2 separate regions of the Homo sapiens genome follow, and region 2 is linked to region 1. Evidence: read pairs that join two places in POLR2A ChIA-PET (ENCODE). Cell type or tissue: IMR-90. All regions are shown on one strand. Links, peaks and the distances in the headings refer to the core of each region. The heading gives the core; the rest is flanking DNA. Region 1 overlaps TANC2 (tetratricopeptide repeat, ankyrin repeat and coiled-coil containing 2). Region 2 overlaps TANC2 (tetratricopeptide repeat, ankyrin repeat and coiled-coil containing 2).

What was found. Peaks named below come from ENCODE experiments on the same cell type or tissue, not always from the same donor. Only the 100,000 strongest peaks of a DNase experiment are listed, where the experiment ranks them.
Region 2: POLR2A ChIA-PET joins it to region 1 with 5 read pairs; 5 of 35 experiments call an interaction of 5 or more read pairs at or near these places.

Annotation. Positions count from the first base shown.
Region 1 is chr17:63,386,978-63,398,589 of GRCh38, reverse strand. It overlaps TANC2 (tetratricopeptide repeat, ankyrin repeat and coiled-coil containing 2), which reads right to left. Exons shown (of 28, transcript NM_001394998.1): 16 at 9,833-9,955; 17 at 9,046-9,282; 18 at 2,662-2,847. It overlaps LOC105371856 (a long non-coding RNA gene), which reads left to right. Exons shown (of 4, transcript NR_188626.1): 3 at 10,502-10,601. Among named protein-coding and RNA genes, the nearest start is that of CYB561, 54 kb to the left of the region's middle. In IMR-90, for the core only: no CTCF peak of the experiment used is centred there; a DNase peak (open chromatin) is centred at 3,349; H3K27ac peaks cover 310 bases.
Region 2 is chr17:62,972,110-62,983,721 of GRCh38, reverse strand. The region is part of intron 1 of TANC2 (tetratricopeptide repeat, ankyrin repeat and coiled-coil containing 2); the gene reads right to left. Among named protein-coding and RNA genes, the nearest start is that of TANC2, 12 kb to the right of the region's middle. In IMR-90, for the core only: no CTCF peak of the experiment used is centred there; no DNase peak of the experiment used is centred there.

The DNA of each region.
Region 1 (11,612 bases), core at 2,154-4,653:
ATGTGATTTTTTAAAAATTACATATTCTTCATATTTAAGTTAAAGAAGCAATCCTTCCTCCTCCCTATAAAAAAGCCATAGAAAATAAATACGAGAAAACTGAGGGCCTGTTTTTCTTTCTTTTTTTTTTTTTTGAGACAGGGTCTCGTTCTGTCACCTAGACTGGAGTGCAGTAATGTGTTCATGACTCACTGCAGTCTTGACCTCCCAGGCTCAAGCAATCTTTGCACTTCAGCCTCCGGATTAGCTGGGACTACAGGCATGCACCACCACACCTGGCTAATTAAAAAAGTTTTTTTTTTCTTCCCCAGAGATGTGGGTCTTGCCATGTTGTCCAGGGTGGTCTTGAACTCCTGGCCTCAAGTGATTCTCCTGCTTTGGTCTCCCAAAGTGCTGGGATTACAGGTGTCAGCCACTGCATCTGGCCCTGTGTTTCCTCAGAGTAAAGTGATTATCTTCCTTTTTCCTCTCAGATGTATAAGGACTGTTCTGCAACTAGTAAAGGGAGAAAAATCTCTAAACACAATGAAAAGTGACAGTTCTGTTTCTGGGAATTTGACTGAACACGGTTCAAAAACCTCCCACAGATGATAAAATTTAATATTACTTAACACTCCCTTGGTGACATGTCAGCTCAATTGATATGGTAGCTGTTTTGCTGATTATCCCATGCTTGCACTGGCCCATGAAAGCTGACTGTTAAATTCTCAGAAATTCTGAAAGCCAGTTGTTTATTAGAAATCAAATAGCAATTAAATAAATTAACATTAAAAACAAAGGTTAAAGAATACTCAAATCTCTCAACTTCCTATTATTTAACTATATCTTACTATTATCTATGCTGTTGAGGTTATTTATATTGATTGTGCATGTCTTGTCTGCATGGTGGGAATATTACATCACAACATGCTACTATGCTTCTCCTCCCCTCTTTGTTTCAGTGATGTCACACTGGTAGCTTGAAATTGGCCATGATGGGAGTATTTACACCCTTGAAACTGGCAAACATTATAAATCAGGGCTTCATTTAGTGCTAAAGCTGAAAGAGGATTCAGTTCAATGAATATAGTTCGTATGTGGACGAGAAGTAGTTTAACAGTAGATCACATATCAGATTTAACGGCAATACAGTTATTGAGAAAAGAGCAAACTGGGATGCAGCTCCATTTGTCAAACTTTCGTTATAAGTTACAACCACAGTTTAGCTAAAAATTTGGCAAAAATCAACAAAAGCTTTCAATTAAGAGTATTATATAGTTCATTATTATTTGTAAGTTGTGTGCAACATATTCTTTTTGTTTGTTTGTTTTTTTTTGAGATGGAGTTCGCTCTTGCTGCCCAGGCTGGAGTACAATGGCATGATCTCAGCTCACTGCAACCTCCACCTCCCGGGTTCAGGCGATTCTCCTGTCTCAGCCTCCCGAGTAGCTGGGATTACAGGTGCCTACTGCCACGCCTGACTAATTTTTGTATTTTTAGTACAGATGGGGTTTCACCACGTTGGCCAGGCTGGTCTCCAACTTCTGACCTCAGGTGATCCACCCGCCTTGGCCTCCCAAAGTGCTGGGATTACAGGCGTGAGCCACCACGCCCAGCCTCTTTTTTTTTTTTTTAATTATTTCAAATTTTATTGTAGATTCAAGGGCAGTGAATGTACAGGTTTGTTTCATGGTGTACTGGATGATGCCGAGGTTTGGGACACAAAAGTTCCCATCACCTGGTAGTGAGGATAACAACAGTTTTTTTCAACCCTTTCCCCTTCCTTTCCCCTCCCAGTAGTCCCCAGTGTCTACTGTTGCCTCTTTATGTCCATAGGTACTCAATGTTTAGCTCCCACTTATCAATGAGAACATGTGGTATTTGGTTTTCTGTTCCTGTGTTAATTCACTTAGGATACTGGCCTTCAGTTGCATCTATGTTGCTGCAAAGGACATGATTTTGTTCTTCTTACGGCTGTGTAGTATTCCACGGCAACACATTCTATCAGTAAAATTTATAATAAACGTATGCACACACAAACACACACCCCTGTTCCACCCCACACCCCTCTTCACAGTTGGTTGTTAAACATTTCCTAGCACACTACCAATTCCCTACATTTGCCACTATTATTGTTATTATCATTAATAAATAAACTGTATAATGTTTAACAGTTTACCAAGCATCCCTTACAACAGCCTTGTATAAAGGAGTTTATTAGCTTCACTTTGCTGATGGGAAACTAAACTTCTAAGAGATAGGTAAATTGTTCAAGGGCTAGAGTTAATGAATAGCGAGGCTGGGACTCAAATCTGGTCCTTCTGAGATTCTAAATGTTATGCTGTTCCTGTGCCACATTATCTAACCATGTGACTACACCTCAATAATTCATCTCTTTGAGCCTTGGTGCCACTGTCTGTTAAACAGGGAGGAAAACATGGAGAATAATTATATCATTTCCACGGTCCTTTCCAACTCGCACCTTTCTATACCTATAATTTGAGGGACTTTGGCATTTGAGTAAAGTGCTTCATGGAGTTTAATCTCCTTATTATTCAGAGCAGCGATCACGAATTCACATTAATTTGGTTGGCAATTTTGTCTTCGTGCAATCTTTTCTCCTGGTTTCCTGGGTCCTTCAATACAGAGCTTGAAAAAACAATCCTATTGCCTACTTCTTACCTCAGTATAACCCATGCTGGCTGCAGCAATGAGGGCCTGTTGGATGGCATGGCTCTTCTTAAATACTCCTTGCTGCTGGCCGGCCATCGTCCAGTCACACTGAATCAAAAACTTGACAACCTCCAGATGACCTCGGAGTGCAGCATGAACCAAAGCACACTGCCCGTTCTTATCCAAATGATCCACCTAAGAGGAGAGGACAGGAGATATGTGTGAACACAGACTTGTGGCTGAGCTCGCAATCTAGTCACATCCGCCACTGCACAAGCCTAGGCTACTAAGAATCATCCTTTCCACTCCTGGAACCAATCTCTGAGCAAATTCAGGAGACTCTGCTCAGCCTAGATTATTACTGAGCTACAACTATGCTAAATGTCCCTCTGGGAAGAACTTCTTTTCCTCAGAAAAGGTCAGACTTTTTTTTTGCATTCCAAGAAAAACAAAAACCAAAACTCTCAGTTTGAGCTTCGTCTTCCTGAGGTAAATTCTTCTTTGTCTCCTCAAATAGTTCATTTTAGACCAAGATTTGAGAAACTGGTAGCTCTGCTGGCATAAAAAAAATTATCTTTGAAATCAAAAAAGGGAAGAAAAACATTATGAAGCTACAATTTTTTGGCCTTCCAAAGAAGCAAAACATCTCACATCATGAATCATTTGACCACCAAACTTTGGCAAAGTCTGCTTCTCTCTTCCAGCAGGAGGGAGGACTCTCAAAGATCTGCCCCAAATGGCTAGAGGCACTTCTGGCTTAGTGCACCAGTAGCAGTCTTCATAATTTCAGTGTTGGTTACAAGTTTAGGCTGAAAGAAGACCCTGATCAAGATTGATTTACCAGAAGGGCCTTCGTTTCAACAGATGAGTAGCCTTTCATTAGATGAGTAGCCTTTTCTGGTAGGTAGGTGGTACTTGTCCTGCGGTAGTTAGATCAGTTGAAAATATAAGTTCTGTTTCTGGCTTTCCTACTGATTTCAGTTCCATCCAGCCATCCACATAGTGAATATTTACTGAATACAGAGTATGTGGCAAAGTACCACTTAGGTGAATAAGACAGTAAATATATAGGTTCTGCTCTCAAGGACTCTCCAACAAGGTAGGGGAGATGTGACCAATGTGACAAGAGCCTGTCCAACAAAGGAGTATACAATAAATTTAAAGGAATGTAAAAGTGAAATAACATTTCAGAGGAAGGAAAGATTAATTCCTGGCTAGAATCAGGAACAGATTCAGACAGAAAGGTCTATCTTGACTGGCTGAGATGGAAAATGATTAATGTATTCTACTTTTTGTAAGAGTAGGGCACATGAAAGGGAAGTTTAAACTCTAAGGCGGAAAAGGTCTTTTGGGACAGAGCATGGATATTTCTGAATGCCAGGCTAAGTGGTCTGAATTGTAACCAATAGGCAGTGAAGTCATTGAGTGTTTTCATGCTCAGAACTGTATTTTCAAAAACTAAGCGAATGGATAAAAGAAACCATGGCTCCTTGGAGAAATGGTTGATTCCAGGACTGGGGTAAGAGATGAGACTAGAACATCTTGTGGTGTCAGAAAGTCTGAAAATGCTCAAAAATTAATAGAGGGAAGTTGAAAGGACACAGGAATCAGTTTGAAGGAGTTCCCAATGGCCAAATCTGGGGCAAGGTGAACAATGAAAATGAATAATAATGGTAATGGATTTCAGGCTATGGAATAAAATAAATATCCATGACTTCATAGCAATATCAATAAATACTTGAATAAATACATGGGGGAGAAGGGATCGCTTTCCCTTTCAGTAACATCTCAATTAATACATGTTGAGGGAATGATGGAAGTAGAAAATCACTGTTAGGCAAACATCAAAGCAATAATTATTGCAGTGGCTGGGCATGGTGGCTCATGCCTGTAATCCCAGCACTTTGGGAGGCCGAGGCGGGTGGATCACCTGAGGTCACGAGTTCGAGACCAGCCTGGCCAACATGGTGAAACCCCATCTCTATTAAAAAATACAAAAATTAGCTGGGTGTGGTGGTGGGTGCCTGTAATCCCAGCTACTCCGGAGGGTGAGGCAGGAGAATCACTTGAACCTGGGAGGCGGAGATTGCAGTGAGCTGAGATCATGCCATTGCACTCCAGCCTGGGCGACAAGAGTGAAACTCCTCTCAAAAAAAAAAAATAATAATAATAATAATAATACTTACTGCAGCAAGAATCACTGATGGATCCTAATATTAGTGGACAAAAGTATGACAAGAACCAGGATGTCTGTCTTTCTAGTCTCAAAAGCATAACCCTAAAAGATATTTCTTAATTACAAAAGGAAAAACAGTAACTTCAGAGCTGAGAAACCTGGAAGACATTACCTTAGATGCCTGTTGGGGGTCAATGTCCTCCTAATTCTGGAGTAGGGATTAAGCTAGAGTGATCAAATGCTCAGAAGAATCCAGCGAAGAAAAAGACTTCTGAAATAATGAAGAACATTATTCCGTATTGGAGGCCTTTTTGGACAGGTATTGTGCGGTGGCCTTGGTATGTACTTTCTTGGACAATGTCGCATCATCACTGATATATGGTCAGTGTGTTGGTGAGCAGGTCTAGGGTAGCCAAGTGACTGAGGTTAACACCACCTGTAATAAGACCTATCAACAGCAGGGACTTCTAGTGCTGCATTTTTATAAGGGTACAGCATTGCTTACGTGGTATTCTTGCCAAAAATATATACACTCAATCTCACAGTGAGAAAACATTAGATAAACTAAAATTGAAAAACATTCTACAGAACAACTGGCTGGTATTCTTCAAAACTGTCAAGCTCATAAAAGATCAACAAAGACTGAGAAACTCTCACAGGTTGGAGGAGACTAAGGAGGCACAACACTAAATGTAATGTGAGATCCTGACCTGGATTCTCTAATGCAAAAATGATCAGTGGGACAGTTGGACAAATTTCAGTAAGGTCTGTAGATTAGTTAATAGTATTATCACCAAATTACTTTCCTGGTTTTGATAATGAGACTACAATTACTTAGGCTGTTAACATTAGGAGAAGCTGAATGGAGGATATATAGAAACTCTATGCATTTTTTTTTGCCTACAAGAGAATTATTTTATTTACTTTTATTATTTTAAATTGACACAATAATTGTACATATTTATGGGGTACAGTGTGATATTTTGATACATGTATGCAATGTGTAATGATCAAATTAGGGTAATTAGCATACCCATCACCTCAAACGTGTATCATTTCTTTGTGTTGGGTCTCTGCACTATTTTTGCAGTATCTTTGAAAGTCTAAAATTACTTCAAAATAAAAGCTCTACAAAAGCTAAGGGGATGGTGTGTAATAGATGAGATGAGAATCTGAAAAACGGGTTTGTTACACAAGAAGACTCCAAGAATAATTCAGGGGGATAGTGGCAGTTGGGGTAGAGACCAAGGAGTAGCTTCTCAAGCTCTTTTGAGGATAACATTGAAAAGTGCTGGCCACTAAATGAATTAGGAAGGGCAAAGGAGGGAAAGATGTCAATGACTCCCTAGTTCTGAGAAAAACGGAGGCTACATTAGCAGACTTTGAAAATCCAGAAAGAGGAGGGTAAAGATGCTGAGTGATTTTAGAAAGCTGGATCTGAGGAACTAACTAGTCAGGGATATGAACATGCCTGCCAAGGAAGCAGTTACAAATGTGAAACTACAGCTCAAAAACACTTTCAGAAATTAGCAATTTGGGGTTAAGAGTCACCAAAATGTAGGTAGGAGAACTAGAACCCAGTCGGGTTTGACGCCAAAGCCTATGACTTTAATGCTGAAGCCATGGCGAGTATGAGGACGGAAGGAAGACCAGAGGATCTCAGTGAACAGTTCTATCAGAAGAAGAAGAGAGGGGCAGCCAGAGAAGTGGGAAATGACATTAAAAGTTTACTACTGGCCGAGCACGGTGGCTCACGCCTGTAATCCCAGCACTTTGGGAGGCCAAGGTGGGTGGATCACCTGAGGTCAGGAGTTCAAGACCAGCCTGGCCAACATGGTGAAACCCCATCTCTACTAAAAATACAAAAATTAGCCAGGCGTGGTGGTGTGCGCCTGTAGTCCCAGCTACTTGGGAGGCTGAGGCAGGGGAATTGCTTGAACCCAGGAGGCAGAGGCTGCAGTGAGCCAAGAATGGTGCCACTGCACTCCAGCCTAGGCAACAGAGCCAGGCTCTGTTTAAAAAAAAAAAAAAAAAAAGGTTTATTATTGCTAATACTATGGAGGGGCTCAGAGATGTGAGGAATAAGACAAAGCTGCTTTATTTGGTGAATGGCAGTCATTAGTGACTTTTAAAAGAGCAGCTTGGTAGAATGTAGGGAGGTTGGGTTATTTTCTTTTTTACAGATACTATTTATTAGGCACTATATAAGATTAAAAGAGACTTTAACACCTCTTTTAAAAAAAGGCTTTATCTCTTTCAATGCTTACACTGACTCTTTTAACACCCTTTTTATAGATGAAAAGTGCGATTGAGAGAGGTTAAGTGACTTGTTCAAGCCCTTGTATAAATTAAGTATGGACACAGGATTTAACCCAGTTGTGTCTGATCCTAAAGCTTATCATTTTAATGAGTTGCCTCCTCTCTCATTCATGGAAGCCAGAATGCAAGTGGTTAAGGAGTAATAAAGAGGTGAATGTAGCCAGTATAGAGGACTCTTAGGACAGGTTTGGCAGAGGTGAAAGGGAAGAGATGGGATGTTGCTTCTGGTTAGCAAGGGAGAGGAACATTTCTTTTTTAGGTTAGGTAGGTTTCTACATTCATAGGTTTGTAGAAACTGAGAAAAAAGGTAGTGTGAATTTAGAAAAAGAATGAAATAACGTGAGAGAATGAGCAACACCGTGGGTTAAGAGTGTAGAGGAGGAGACAATTGCTCTGGAAAGGAAGGTAAGTACTTCCTTCTCTAAGGCAAAGTAGAGGTGAGCGTACGTAAGAACTGATAAGAGTTTTGAGATACAGGCACCTTGAGATGAGCTCGATCACAGTGATGAAGGGCAGAAGAGGCGTGATAGGATCTTGAAAGAAGTACATATGAGTTACATTTCTGCTCTGGGGAAAACAATGAAAGATGAAGAAAAGGATGGCTTGGCAGTGTAAGGGCTGAACAGCAGGAAAGACCCAGCTAAGATCAGAATATGAAGTGACAGCAATAGTAAGAAGGGCTGGCTGCCGTGGCTCATGCTTGTAATCCTAGCGCTTTGGGAGGCCACAGTGGGAGGATCTCTTGATCCAACGAGTTTTAGCAAACCTCCGAGCAATATAGCAAGACCCTGCCTCTACAAAATAGGAAAAAAATAAAGCTGAGTGTGGTGGCACATACCTATACTCCTGGCTACTGGGGAGGCTGAAGACTGCAGTGAGCTACAATCATGCCACTGCACTCTGGCCTAGGCAACAGAACAAGACTTTGTCTCTAAAAAGAAAACGAAAATAGTAACGAGGCCCAGTTATCATTGTTCCTAGAGGTGTCCATTCAAATGAATGGGATGTCACAGGTGCACAATCACTGTGCTACAGTAAACTTCTAAGGCTCTGAGATGTCATTGAGAGGCCTACGTCTCAGTTCCCAAAGGAGTGGAGGAGTCCCACTTTCTCCCCTCGTAACAGCACTGAATACCGCAGAATGAAGTCATACTATGACTTGTATTTCACTATGAAACCACTAAAGTCCTCAGTTTGTTTTCAGGACTGAAACAAAATACTATGAGGCCAGACTTTTTTTTCCCAGAGGCCCACATTTGTGAGACCAGCATTTTTCTTTTCACCAATATTGTGAAATCGAGTTTTTATACATAAAGCAAACATATTTTGGAAATATTTTCAGAGAACTGATCAGTACTAACAGAAGCACTTCGAGGTGCCCTTGGTCAGTCTGAGTATAAATAGGGAGAATCATCTTCTCCCCTTATCTCTAGAGTGGTGGTCTTCAAGGACAGGATGAAGGTGTCTGGTCCTGTTCTCATCTCCATGGCTAAGTTTTCTTCTCTACACATGAAAGGCTTAGAGCCTGCAGGTGTCATTTGGTCCAGACCTGCCACTGCAGTCTCCTGGCTTCCTCACTTCTCCTTCCTCTCTTTGTTAAAAAGAGGCTTCTTCTGAGCTCAATAGATCATTTCTGGGTTGTTATGTAGAAACTTTTTGTGGTTACGGATAAATGCAGTTTCCCAAGCACCTCTCAAAGGGTTTAGAACTGTGTGCTCCTGCAGGATGGATGGCAGTGGCCCTGCACATATGCAGAACCAGCACTCTCTCTGATCTCCTCTCCATCATGGTTTGATATACTCTACCCAGACTCATGAAGTAACACTGGAGATAAGAAAGAGTATGCATCGAAAATAAAGAAAAAGGGAAGAAAAGCAGCAGAGCTGGGCAGCCAGTACCTTGGCCCGTTTCTTGCACAGCAGCACCACAATGCTCAGGTACCCTGCTGCTGCAGCATATCCCAGGGGAGTCAGGCCACTTTCAGAAGAGGCATCCACGTTGGCCCCGAACTCCAGCAGCAGGGCTACCATTTCTGTGTAACCAAGATGGGACTGAACACATAGAATTGGAGCATTATTTAAAACCTCTGTCCGGTAATTAATATTGGCACCTCCCAAAATCAGCAGTCGGCTGACCTAGAAATAAACAAACAGAACTAATAATTAGACAAACAGGAGTCACATCCTTTTAGTCATCTTTTATTAAACCATCTAACATTCTACAACAGTGTCTAGTAGCATTTAGTAATTGCTTTATTTTATAATCTCATTTGCTCCTTTTTCTTTTCCTTTGGTAGATAATGTAAAATATCTCCTTTACATAAATGGCATAGTAACTAGAGCAATTGCCTCCTATACTGTAGTGCTGAACATAGTCTCTACGAAGTGAGCTCTTGGTCAGAAAAGCTCCTACCAAGACAAAGGCTACCTGAGATCAATTTACTCTTTGGAACCAGCAGGACCTGATCCCATATGTCAGAGTCAGCTTATAGAAGTTAAGAGGACAATGGAGCTAGTCTCTAATTTATAGAATAAAATTTAACAATTTAAAATATATTAAATTATCAATAAAAGGCTAATAAGAAAGACAAGTCAAAGATCAACTAAATAGCTACTTAATGTCCTTCTAGTTTTATTTTTTCATAGTTAATTCCTTATCATATTTATAATTTCTTTATAAATTTACCTTTATATTTGGAGTGTAGAGATTTCGTAAAGACGCCAGTGCCATGGAAAGACCTTCTGTGCTATAAGAGATCCAGAGACCTTGGAGGATGGAGGATGATACACCAACTTTTTTACTCAAACCCTGAATAAGAAATACAGACAATTAAATTAGTAGCCCAGCAAAAAAAAGTAGCATCAGTGGTGAATTAGTGGCCTCTTTGTTTTTGGTACTAATGAATGAGAGCGGAGTCTCACCCTAACAATGTTCATGCCAAGCAAAGCCTAGGTGGGGGGACAAAGACCAGTCCTGCAGGAACAAGCTAACTGAAACAGTCTCCATCTCTGCAGCCCTTAGCAACACGTCTACTCAACACCTCTCTTTTCTATCTGGATATAATTTATTTTTCCATATCTTTTTTATTAGCCTTCTTCAATAAATCTCTTAAATTCAAGTTACTAAATTACACACTGTGGCAGAAATAATGCAATGTGATCACGGATTTCCATTTCATTTTCTTCCTGAACATTTGGAAAAACTCTATTTCCCAGGCTCCTTTACAGTTAGGTAGGCCATGTGACTGAATTCTGGTGAATAAAATTAGGGCATAAATAATATGTCATGTCCAGGCTTGGCTCCAAAACTTCCTGCATATTTCTCTACACTTTCTATTGTTCCTTTTGATTACAGGCCAGATGTAGAAGATCCAATGGAGAATTCTGAGGCCCAAGGTGATTTTAGAACTACTACACGGAAGGAGCCTGCCCAGACATCTGCACTGTACTGTGATGTAAGGAGAAATAAATCTTTGTTAAGTCATTGAGATTTTGCAGGTTTGTCAATAGCAGCTAGTGTTCTTCACCTTAACTAATATATCCCAAAATGATTACATATGCTTATCCTCAGGAAAAAAACAGCAATACAGGCTTGATTTCCATCCGCAACAAATTTTCTCCTAGTATCACTGGCACAGGTCCCACGACATGTACTAATATTTGTCCTTTTCACATGGGCTTCCCCAGAAGGAAGTTAGAATAATTTGTTCTTCAGATCTCCTGATTGTTAGACACTCTCTGACAATCATCTTACTCTTCTGTCAATATCTGGATCAAATCAGTTAAAGAAGGAAATCCTGAGGGCAGGAAGATATTAACAATGAAATTTGGGTTGTAATAAGAGATATAGGGAGGTACTTCTTTTAAAAACTTAAGCTACTTCTGCTTTCTTTGTCCCTGAAATATAGAATGTTCTTGCCTAGAATACCTACATATACCCAAAATCAGGAAGGTGTGTTTATGCGGCATACTAGGGAAGGGGCATCTACAAAGGAGGAATGTGTCAGTAACTTATGAGTTATAAATTCATCTAACAAGACCTCTAGTCATGGTGGTCAAGGTCTTCCCATAGAGAGTTCAGGGTCTCTAAAGTGGGTTAGGAAAAAACTTCCTGTAGAGGGAATTCTCACACTAGAGGAAAGGCTGAAAGGTGAATAATGCTGTGGGAAGGCTAGATACACGAACGTTTTAAAGGCTTTTCCGACACAGGCACCTTTTTTTTTCTCCCTGTGGGGATATTCTGATGCAACCAAAAATTAAATCATTGAACTTTCCTATTAAAAATTTTATTTTCAGCCAGGTGCAGTGGTACATGTCTGTAATCCCAGCACTTTGGGAGGTGGTGGTGGGAGGATTGCTTGGGCCCAGGAGCTTGAGACCAGGGAAATGTAGGGAGACTACATCTTTACAAAAAAATTAAAATATTAGCCAGGCATGCTGGTGCATGCCTGTGGTCCCAGCTACTT
Region 2 (11,612 bases), core at 5,599-8,098, 420 kb after region 1:
ATCTCAACAGATGCAGAAAAAGCATTTTTAAAAATTCAACATCCCCTCATGATAAAAAAACTGTCAATAAATAAGGTATAAAAGGAAGTACCTTGACACAGTAAAGGCCATATATGACAAACTCACAGCTAACATCATACTGAATGGGTAAAAGCTCAAAGTTTTTCCTCTAAGAACTAGAACAAGACAAGAATGCCCACTTTCACTCTTATTCAACATAGTACTGCAATTCCTAGCCAGAGCAATCAAGCAAGAAAAAGAAATAAAAGGCATCCAAATTACAAAGGAGAAAGTCAAACTGAACCTGTTTGCAGATGACATGATCTTATATGCAAAAAAATTTTAAATTAAAATAAAAAATAAAATAAAACCTAAAGACCCTACCAAAAACTCATAAAATTGATCAACGAATTCAATAAACGAATTCAAACGAATTCAAACAAATATCAGTAGTACTCTATACACAAACAATAAACTAGCTAAAAAAAATCCAGAAGGCAATTCGATTTATAATAGCTACAAAATATAAAATACTTAGAAAGAAATTTAACTGAGGAGTTGAAGACCTCTATAAGAAAAACTACGAAATACTGATGAACAAAATTGAAGAGCATCCAAACAAATGGAAAAATGTCTTATGCTAATGGAAGAAGAGTGTTAAAATGATTACCCCAAACAATCTATAAATTCAATAGAATCCCTACCAAAATACCAATGACATCCTTCACAGAAATAGGAAAAAGAAATCCTAAAATTCGCATGGAATCACAACAGTCTTCAAATAGCCAAAGCAATTCTGAGCAAAAAGAACGAAGTTGGAGAAATCACACTACCAGACTTCAAAAGATACTACAAAGCTGTAATAACCAAAACAGCATGGTACCGACATAAAAACAGACACATAGACCAGTGGAACAGATAGGAGAACCCAGAAATTAATCCATATATCTACAGCCAACTGATTTCTGGCAAAAAACCAATAACATACATTGCAGAAAAATCTCTTCAATAAATGGTGCTGAAAAATGGTGGTAGCAACAACGCATTAGAGGTCCTAGTGGGATTAAAGGATTATTGGAGTCAGGGTACTAAAGGGAGAAAGACTGAAAGACAGCAAGTGGTGGTCAGAGATTGGGATGCATGAAACTGAAATTATGGGGAGGATGCAGCTATTAGTCAAGATCTAGGGTATGACTATGGGAGTGAATGGTTGAGGTAAATTGGAAGACAAATTCATTGAAGGAAATAAATTCAAAGGACTGAAAGATCAAAATGTTGAAAAAATATCTACATGATCAAAATTACCAAGAATTAACATTAGAAATAGTATTGGTAAGGTGGGGAGAACTAATTTTTTTGTTTTTAAGTATAAAGGGGGAATCCTGTGTAATAGAGAATTTTGCTGAACCTTTGTCCCCAGTTCCTGAAAGGTAGTCTCTAAATCCTGGGAATTTCCTGAGTGTCTTTGTTATTCATGGTGAGCTCTGATTATTTATGCTAACAAGATGACTCATGATAGGTCCCTAAATAGTCTGTGGTAATAAAATGATGCAGGATAGGTGCTGGCTATGCTAGAGAACCCAGCCACATAATTAAAGAGTTGAGATTTTGACCCATAGGAGACTGACCAAGGTGGGGCAGGGAGATGAAGACTTACTTCCATCAGCGGCCAATGATTCAATCAGTCATGCTTACACATGAAATGCCACAGAAGATTGTGGACACTGTGTAAACAACGTATGATTTGCTACATGTCTTTGTGCCAGGAGGGTGATGTATCCTGACTCCACAGGGAGAAGACATCAGAAGCTTCACATTTAGGAGTCTCCCGGCCTTATGTGTCTCTTTTTGGATGATGCTGATTTGTATCCTTTATGACACAATTAAGCCATAATCAAACCTACAGTGCTTTCCTGTTCTATCAGTTGTTCTAATGAATTATCAAACGTGAGGGAGTAGCAAGAATCCCTAAATTTTAGCTAGTTGCTCAAAAATGAGGGTGCCTCTGAAATCCCCCAAGTTTGCAGCTAGTGTTTGAAGAGTAGTCTTACGGAGGACTGTGCCCTTAACTTGTGAAGTCTGGCCTAATTCAAGGTAGTCAGTATCAGAAATCATTGTAGGGAATGCCCTACAATGAACCAGGAGATACAGTCAACAACAATAAGAGGTTGTAGGTAATATAGTCAGATGACATGAGATACAAAGCTAGAGACTTTCAGGGAAGAAAGAAGGAGAATAATGTGAAAGCTGCAAATGGGGAATAATAGGTCTAGTGGTCTGAGAGTTATGTTCACAGCAATGCAGAAAAGGAGAAAAGAGGAAGAATTACAGGAACATATCCTTGAGAAGGTGAGGGGGGGTAGGTTCTAATGGACAACTGAAGGAAATGACCTTCAACAGAGAAAAAGACAGTTATTTCATAATAAGATTGGTAAAGATGCAGGTGGTGGGAAGATTATTTCTATTTTCTTAATGAAACAGAAAGCAAGGTCATCAGCTGAGAGAGAAGATGGAATGGAAATACTGACAATGTGAATGCAAGGGAAAGATATAATCATCTAAGCAATGGGAACGTGAAAGAACTAGAGTTAACAAGACAGCTGGGCAGCACTAAACCATGAACTTAAAGTCATTAAGTACTAGCCAAGAATTGAAAGTCAACATAGCTGTTTGCTCGAGCCATATTCACCTACAAGTATACAGGTATAAAACAGATGGAGTTGGTTTTCATCAAGGTTTGGCCAAGCAAGAACAACTCAGGGAGAGAAGTCAAGAGGGTTGAAAGTAGACTCAGAAGAGCAAGTGTAATGACAGGCTTTGGGAACTCAGCTAGTTGGAAAAGGAAATGAGGATATGAGGGTACGATGTAACAGAAAAGGTGGCAAATGAGAAAGTCCCAGTGAGATGAAAGAATTAAGACTCTTGGGTACTAGAAGTAAGCCAGAAAAATAGGAGGTGGTAGGTGGAGAGTAAAATGTCAGAAACTGATAAAGAAATCAGAATCTCTGGGAGTGAGTCCTAGGCATCTATAGTTTTTCAAAGCTCCCCAGTTAATGCAGATGCCCTGAGAGTTTAAAAGCATCTGCACAGGATATGCCACAGAGTTGAATGGCTAAGATAAATCAATGGAGGAGAGGAAGTCAGGAAGCCAGAGTATTGCATGTTAAGTATTCTTTACCCAAAATGCTTTGGGCCAGAAGTGTCTCAGATTTCAAATTTTTTTCAGATTTTGGAATATATGTACCACAGAGCATCCCAAATCTGAAAACCTGAAATCTTCCAATGAACATTTCCTTTGAGTTGTCATGTCAGCACTCAAAAAGTTTCTAATTTTAGAGCATTTCAGATTTTGGATTTTCAGATTACAGATAACCTATATGAAAAGCATCTGTATGGATCCTGAAATCACCAACAACTACATGACTGGAGTAGTGGGAGAGAGCCCAGAAGTCTAGATGCAGCAATAAGAAACAAACAGAACATCTCTGTTCCCAATAGGAGGAGCCACCACTAAAGAACTCTTCAGGGGAAGGAGTGCCCTCAGGAAGAGAGCTCAGTTTCAGGTACAGTAAGGAAATCAAGGTATTGTTTAGAGAAGAGGTTAAAAAGAAACGGTGTTTTACAGGTGACTGACAATAAACTCTAAAAGGCACAGAGGAAAGGTTTCAGAGTCACACAGTGGTGAAAACTGGGGTCAGACAAGAGAGACGAAGGAAAGAGAAGGTTCAAGCCAAACTAGTGGAGGAGAATAAGGCCAGGAAATCTCAGAAAGCAAGCTGCCATTCACTCATTCATTCATTTATTTATTTGAGACAGGGTCTCACTCTGTTGCCCATGCTGGAGTTGCAGTGGTGCTAACACGACTCACTGCAGCCTAGACCCTCCCAGGCTCAAGCTATCCTCCTGCCTCGGCCTCCCATGTAGCTGGGACCACAGGCATGTGCCACCACACCCAGCTAATTTTTAAAATTTTTTGTGGATACAAAGTCTCACTTTGTTGCCCAGACTGGTCCAAACTCCTGGCCTCAAGCAATCCTCCCACCTCAGCCTCCCAATACTAGGATTACTAAAGGCGTGAGCCACCGTGCCCTGCCTTGCCACATTTTTTAAAAGTACAGAAAAGCAAGAGAAGAGAAAGCTCTGTAAATTTAAAAAATGCTTTCCTAAACCCAGCCACACTCTAAAATATTTTTAAAATTTATTTCAAATAAAAATGAGTCCCAGAAAAGTATCAAGGTTAATCTCATACGAAGTTGCTAGTATAAGAAATGAGAGAATAGGAGTAGAATATCCCTACAGACAATGAAGGCATGCCAGAAAGACATGCCCATATAACAGACCAAAACTGTTAACATGCTATTGCAAAATAAGGTAAAAGATCTTTACTTTAAAGAATAAGACCAAAAAAAGAGAAAAAACTGGGGTCAGAAAGGCAGAAACACAGAACTATAAAGACAGGAATTACTGGCAGCATTGGGTTTCTCATGATATAAAAGGGATAAAGTATACCGTGAGATTAAACCTGAAAATCTCAGGGCATATAAGGATGGTAAAACTGCATGTATAGAAGACACTTATAAAGAAAGGAGAATCAGACTTTTCATCTGCACAAAAGGCTTGAAGACAGTGGTATAACGTGTACATGCTGCATGAAAAAAAAGGATTATGATCCATGAATACTATGTCTGGTCAAAATACCTTTCACTAATCAAGATAAAAGACATCTTCATTCAAGTAAGGATTAGGAAATTATGCCATATACATTCTGGGGAAATTATTCCAAAATTTTATTAAATGCTTTGCTGGCATCTATTGAAATCAACATGGGGCTCTTTTTTCCAGTCTCCACAACTCCCACAGTTGCAGCCAGCAGTACAGATATGGCCAAATCCAAGAACAATATCACAGAAGACCAGTCCTGAAAATGGCACAGAAATGGCTTCAAGACATTCAGATTCTAAGGAATGCATAATTCTGCCAACAAGCCCAACAAAAAAGTCCTCGAAAAGATTCAGGCCAACATTTCCAAGGCAATGAGCACCTATACAGAGGCCAAAAAGGTGCTCCTCAAGCCCAAAGTAATCAAATTGGTACTCTTAAAAGGTACCAGCCCTGAACTGGATATCACCCACACCATCCATCCCAGTCTCTTTCCCAGCTGTCCATACTGTCAACATACTAAGCTTTGGCAACCAATGGCCAGTAACGAGGTCAAGGCCAAGGCACAGGACCCATAGAGTCCCCTCTAAAGACCCCAGAATAAAGACTTTTGTCTATCAACTTTTAAGACCAAAGAACTGTATAAAACTTGGACTGCTGTCCACATGGGCAGGCATCTCCCTATGCTATTTTGTATAAATACAATACGAAGCCCCTAACTCTCCCCAAAAAAAGAGAAATAATCATGTAGTTTTTATCTCAGAATGTGTTAATATTATACAATATTTTAATATTTTAATGCCCTTGCCTTCCTGCAATAAACTCTACTTGATCATAGTGTATTACCTTTTAAACACGTGGCTAGATTTATTTTGCTAATACTTTATTTCAAATGTTTGCTTCTCTAGTCATAAGAGTGAACTAATGTTTATAATAGCAAAAAAAGGAAACAATCTTAACATCCATCAGTTGGGAAATAACATAATAAATTATGGTACAGTGTACTATAAAATATTATTCAGCTTTTAAAAATTAGAGTTCCATTTACTGAACTGAAGTGATAGCCATGATATATTGTTAAATGAGTAATACATGTTACTAAGCAATAAATAATATGATCCCTATTTAATTAGAAAAACAAGAAGCCTGTATATTTATGTGTATATGCTTATATATTTTTGAGCAAAGAGAAACACACTGAAAAAATACTCCTTATCAAAGTGTTGGTTAACGTTGGCTACTCCAAGGAATATAACTAGAGAAGGGAGAAACCCGAGGGGAGAGGAAAATATCAACTTTTTCTTTATTGACTCCTAGAGTTTGTTTATTTTAGTGGTTGCAAGCAGATGTATTACTTTTGTAATTTAAAAAAATAGGTAGAATGTTAGGGGATGGGGAGAATATTACTTTTGTAATTAAAAAAAAATAGGTAGAATGTTAGGGGATAGGGGAGAAATACCCCAGCTGCCCATTATAAGTAATGACAATTAACATTTGTTGACAACCAATAAATGCCTACATTTAACATATCCAAAGACAAAAACAATTAAATTATCTAAAGCAAGGAGAAGACTCATTATATGAAGTTATTTTAAAATTCAAAACAATCCAATCTGGAACCAAATTTGCATATAAGTAGTCTTTCCCAAGTGCATTAAGTGAAATGTCTTCAGGATGAACTATTCTTTAGTTTATAACTAGCACAAACTTATCAGTTTATAAAGATCAGGAAAACTAAAGATGAAACTAAGAGAAAATGAGTCAAGTTCATTTAAAGAAAAAGATTCAATAATTATACTAAAGATACACAGATAAGCAGAAATTGACAAAGTGCTACAGAAATAACTGAAGCTTAGGGAAAAATGGGATTGTTATATGTCAAAAATGTTTATGTAGAAACAGAATGCTTGTTCCCTGGGGCTGCAAAGAAATAGCACTTGAACATAAATTTAATTCTCTCAGCAAGGCCATTTTTACTTTCTGCAGAAAGGGTACACTCGCCAACAGTTTTGCCACAAGAGTGCATGGAACAAAGGAGACAGGGTCATTTATAACCTGACGCGTCCACCTTACTGCTGTGTCTGGTTTCCATCGGCTGGAACGGGACCTCACATTCTGTATTTGTCACGATTGGCTAGCGACTTGGAACTTTTTAAAAGAGGCAAAGGCAGAGGAGAACAAAGGAAGGAGGAAGTAACTTGTGGAATGCTAAGAAAGGTAAAAATACTTCCAAATAAGGAAGAGGAACAAGCTACGACCTAATGCTTTCTTGGACCAGTATAAGCATGCCAGGGCAAGTATTTAGGCTAAATTGTGAGAGCTAAGAATATAAAGTACATTAATTTTTTTTATTACAGGTAGTATTTAAGAATGTTAGCACGGATCTTTGAATAAATTTTGCTTCTAAGAGAAGTTACTATTTATTCCTAATTAGACGGGGAGGAAAGTTTCTTTGAAGAGGAACCTCTACTTTATTTTTTACAAGATTCTAAATAGTTAACTGATTATACCACAGAAAAAGGGGCAAAATTTTCCAATATATTATTTTACACTGTAAATAGATAAGTCCCTTTTTTATTAAGTAGGTAGATATCAAAAAAAAAAAAACCAGACAAACCCTCCAAGCAGTCCACCTTGACTGACTGTCACATACAATGTTTCAAAAAAGAAAGATTACAAAAAGCTGTCAACCTGAGGCACTGGCTGGGGGTAGGGGTGTAAGGAGCAAAGTTCAAGTTATTATTCACAAAAAAAGATATTTGTAGAAGTTAAAACTGTTTACATAATCAAACTGAAGAAAAGCTGTCAAGGGGCGCATCTCAAGAAACACTATGATTTGAGATTTTATAGAAAGGATTAAAATTAATTTTTGTCAAGTTAGTAGTGTTCAAAAGAAATAGTCCAAAAAAAATGCATAAAAAGAGTAGGCCCAGCAGTATCTGAGTTTTTCGGTTTACAGTTATTCAAAAACTCTTTCTCTCAGCTTTTATCAAATACTTCACAAAAGAAAATTTAAGGATATGAATAAAATAAATCAGTATCCAAACTACCATGGGTTTCTAAAATGCCTTGCAAGGCTGAAAAGGAAATCAAGACAAGATAACAAAGAAAAGCTGGAGTGACAATGCCAGTAAAAAATTGGGAGGAGCTGGCATATATCAAAAAAGAAAAATTTAGGATACTTTCCACAGGCTAATAAAAATTACCATTTATTAAGTACTAGACATCGTCCTAAGGATTTTCACCAAGATATTTTTCATTTCATCATCATAAAAACCCTGTGAGATAGATTTTTGGCCCCTCATACAATTAGTGACAGAGCAGTAATTCAAACCCATTTTCATGATTCAAAACTCATAAAGTCATATTCTTTCCAATATATACTGGTCTCATCATTGGAATTTCTAAACTTACAACTGAGCAACAGTACTGTCATCCTATAATATAGGAATGTCTGAATAACAGCTTTCAAACAAAGTCTGTCTCTACATTAAAAAAAAAAAAAAATTAAAAAAAAAAGCCCGAAAATGGAAAAGCTGATTCTCTGATCCTGAGGCAGAATATGGGTGTATGTGGTTGGACGGTTATTTATGTGGTTTAATAAGTCTTCATTCCATAGGCCCACTAAAGCTATTTACATTCATTCACACTAATTCACAATCCCAGGGTGCCCTAGAGGATTCCATGGAATTTGAACAGAAATAGAATTACAGAGTACAATAAATATGTATCAAGTTTCTATAACCTATAACCTAACTAGCTGTGCCTTACCAAATTTCAGCAACCACAACTAGAAATTGTGGGATTCCTCCACCCAATGAAAGATTAGGAATAAAGGGCTAAGAAGTGACTACCTTCATTTAGGCAGACAGAATTGCCTGAGATCTGAGATTTGAAGCACATTCTCCAAGCATAAAATGACTAAATCACAATCTCTATATACCCACTCTCGTTTCCAAGTTCAATAACTATAATCTACTTATAAGGCTGGATTAACCAGGGGATTTCCATGGCAGTAAAAAACTGGGGCCATATTTCTTAATGTTGTCAATCTTTATAATCAGCTACGTCATCATATGATAATGCTAGCATGGTATTACAGACAAGGAAATAAGAATGGCTACCTGGTCCAAAGATCATCCATTTGGAATGACAAGTTTTCCACTATTATTGCTTACGTACTTTTCTTTATGAATTTTATGTCTGTAACATTGGCTGATATCTACGAAAAGGAATATATCAATCACTGCCTTTTCATAACACTTTGCCACATAAAGAAAACAGTAAAATCTATCATCATTGGCTTACTGAACTTCAGGGAAGTGGCAAATATTAATAGTATGGTACATATGTTTTTGAACTATATTTTTCCCAGGGGTAGAAAAAATATGTAAGACACAGGATTCTGAATTACAATTTTAGCTTTTAAGGAAGAATATGAAATTTCCATCCCCAAGTCAAAGACAATAGTAGTAAAATTAACAACTTATACATAGTAGTCAATAAATATTTAAATGAATGAATATGTTAATACACTCCATAAAAATACCCCAGTTTTTCCAACATAACTAATCCACCTCAACTTTTAAACTTTACACACAAGGTGTCTGCCTAACAAACTAATATACAAAATCAAGGTTTTTAAAAATATAACAATGATCTTTTATTGCAAAAAATGTATATGAGAAACTGAGATGTGAGCGAAGAAAAACATTCTACTACATGCTGTTCTCCAAACTCCTCTCCACCTTTTAAAGAAAAAAAAAGGAATAGAATCTTGAAACACACTTTGTGAGAGTCTTATTCAGTGTTAGATGTAATAAGGGTGTCATCAGAGAGGTACAACAGGGGCCTGTGAGATAAATCATTACAAAAGCAAAGTGGCCAATCTTCTCAGTAAATAGAAGGAATTATGCCCTGCGAAGCCCTTCAAAAAAGTAGCTGGTATATCTCCAACTCATGATATTCAACGAACACTTAATGGGCACAGGCTATGTAACAGACCAAGGACTGACAAACTTATTCTCTAAAGAGCTAGCTAGTAAATATTTAGGCTTTGCAGGCCGTATGGTCTCGACAGCAACTAGTAGTCAACTCTGCTGCTGCACCCAATACCCAATATGTAAATAAGTGAATATGGCTAAGTTCCAATGGAACTTTCTTTATGGACAATGAAATTTGAATCTCCTTTAATTTTCATATGTCATGAAGTATCATTCCTCCTTTGATATCTTTTCAACTGCTTAAAATTGTAAAAACCATTCTTAGTTTGCAGGTCATACAAAAACAGACAATGGGCTGGATTTGGTCTATGGGCTATAGTTTGGCAACTCTTGCATTGTACAAAGAAAATCATTTGGCTAAAGTTCAGAGAATCTTCTCATCTTCCTCTTGCCACCAGCAAACATAAAAAAGAACAAAATCTGGTTTATCTTTAGGGTTAGTTTTAGTTACAGTCCAGGACTTACTCTGAGTAATATTTTAGATGGTGTGTATATTTCTCTAAACCTACCTCCTGGTGCCTAAAGTTTCCTCTAATTCCACAATAAGAGATGAGGTTTCAAAGGCATAACTGAGATAACGGTCAACAATCCTCACTCAATAAGTAGATAATGAGCACCTACTATGTACTAACTATACTGATGCTGAAAAGATGAAAAGTCACAGTGCCTGCTTAAAAGCTCACACATTAGTGATGAACCAGTCATATTAAATATTTAAAATATGTTACGGCCGGGTATGGTGGCTCATGCCCGTAATCCCAGCACTCTGGGAGGCTGAGACGGGCCGATCATTCGAGGTCAGAAGTTCAAGACCAGGCTGGCCAACATGGCAAAACCCCATCTCTGCTAAAAATATAACAAAATTAGCTGGGCATGGTGGCACATGCCTGTGATCCCAGCTACTCAGGAGGCTGAGGCAGGAGAATCACTTGAACCCAGGAGACAGAAGTTGCAGTGAGTCAAGATGGCCGCCATTACACTCTAGCCTAGGCAACAGAGTGAGACGCCGTGTAAAAAAAAAAAAAAAAATGCGGCAACTACTATATACACCAAGTGCAAGGGGAGAATAGATAGAGAACATCATGCCCAAGCCCACCTGGAGGAGTAAGCAAAACCTTCTTCACTCGGAAGACATTGGGCTAACGCATGATGGCTGTGAAGCAGTTTGCCCAGAGAACAAAGGAGAGGGCAGGAGTAGTCCATGAAAAAAAGAACTTCATAAAGGCATGAAAAGGTAGGAGAATACTACATACTGAAGGAACCACACACAGTTTACTACCGCTAAAGCACTTTGAAGACAGAAGTGGCAGGCAATGAGTCTAAAGAGGAGGCAGGGACCAGATCATTAAGGACCTTAAACGGTTTGCTAAGGAGTTTCCACTTTATCCATTCAGTGATGAGGAGCCAGTGAAAGATTCTGAAGAAAAAAGTGACATGATCAAATGACTATCTAGAAAGATCACTCTGGAAGCAACGCAATGGAAGAAATGTAGGCAAAGTTGACAAAAACACTAAAGGTGTTTCCTCAGCAATTGGATTTTTAAAAAAACACACCAACAAGATCATTTCTATAATGCAACTACTCAGTTTAAATGAGTGACATGAGACTCTCTTAAGTTCTGATAAACAAAGAAAGGAGTTTAAGATGCACTATAAACCATGTAGTGAATAAAGACAGAAATTGATATTACGGGGAAGAAAAGGCATAATAGAACACTAACACAATTATTTTGACTCTTAAATTTAGTAATGCTTACCTTTAACTATTCAAGAGCAAACAAGAGACCGAACATAACAAGATACGTCATGTGTGGCCCACAACAAAAAAACAACTTATATGACATATCCACAAACACAGCTTTCACATAATTTATAAAGATTTTTTAAAATAAACTGACCTAATAAATTTGTTTCCAGAAAAAATTATGGTATTATAGTTACTTTGACCCT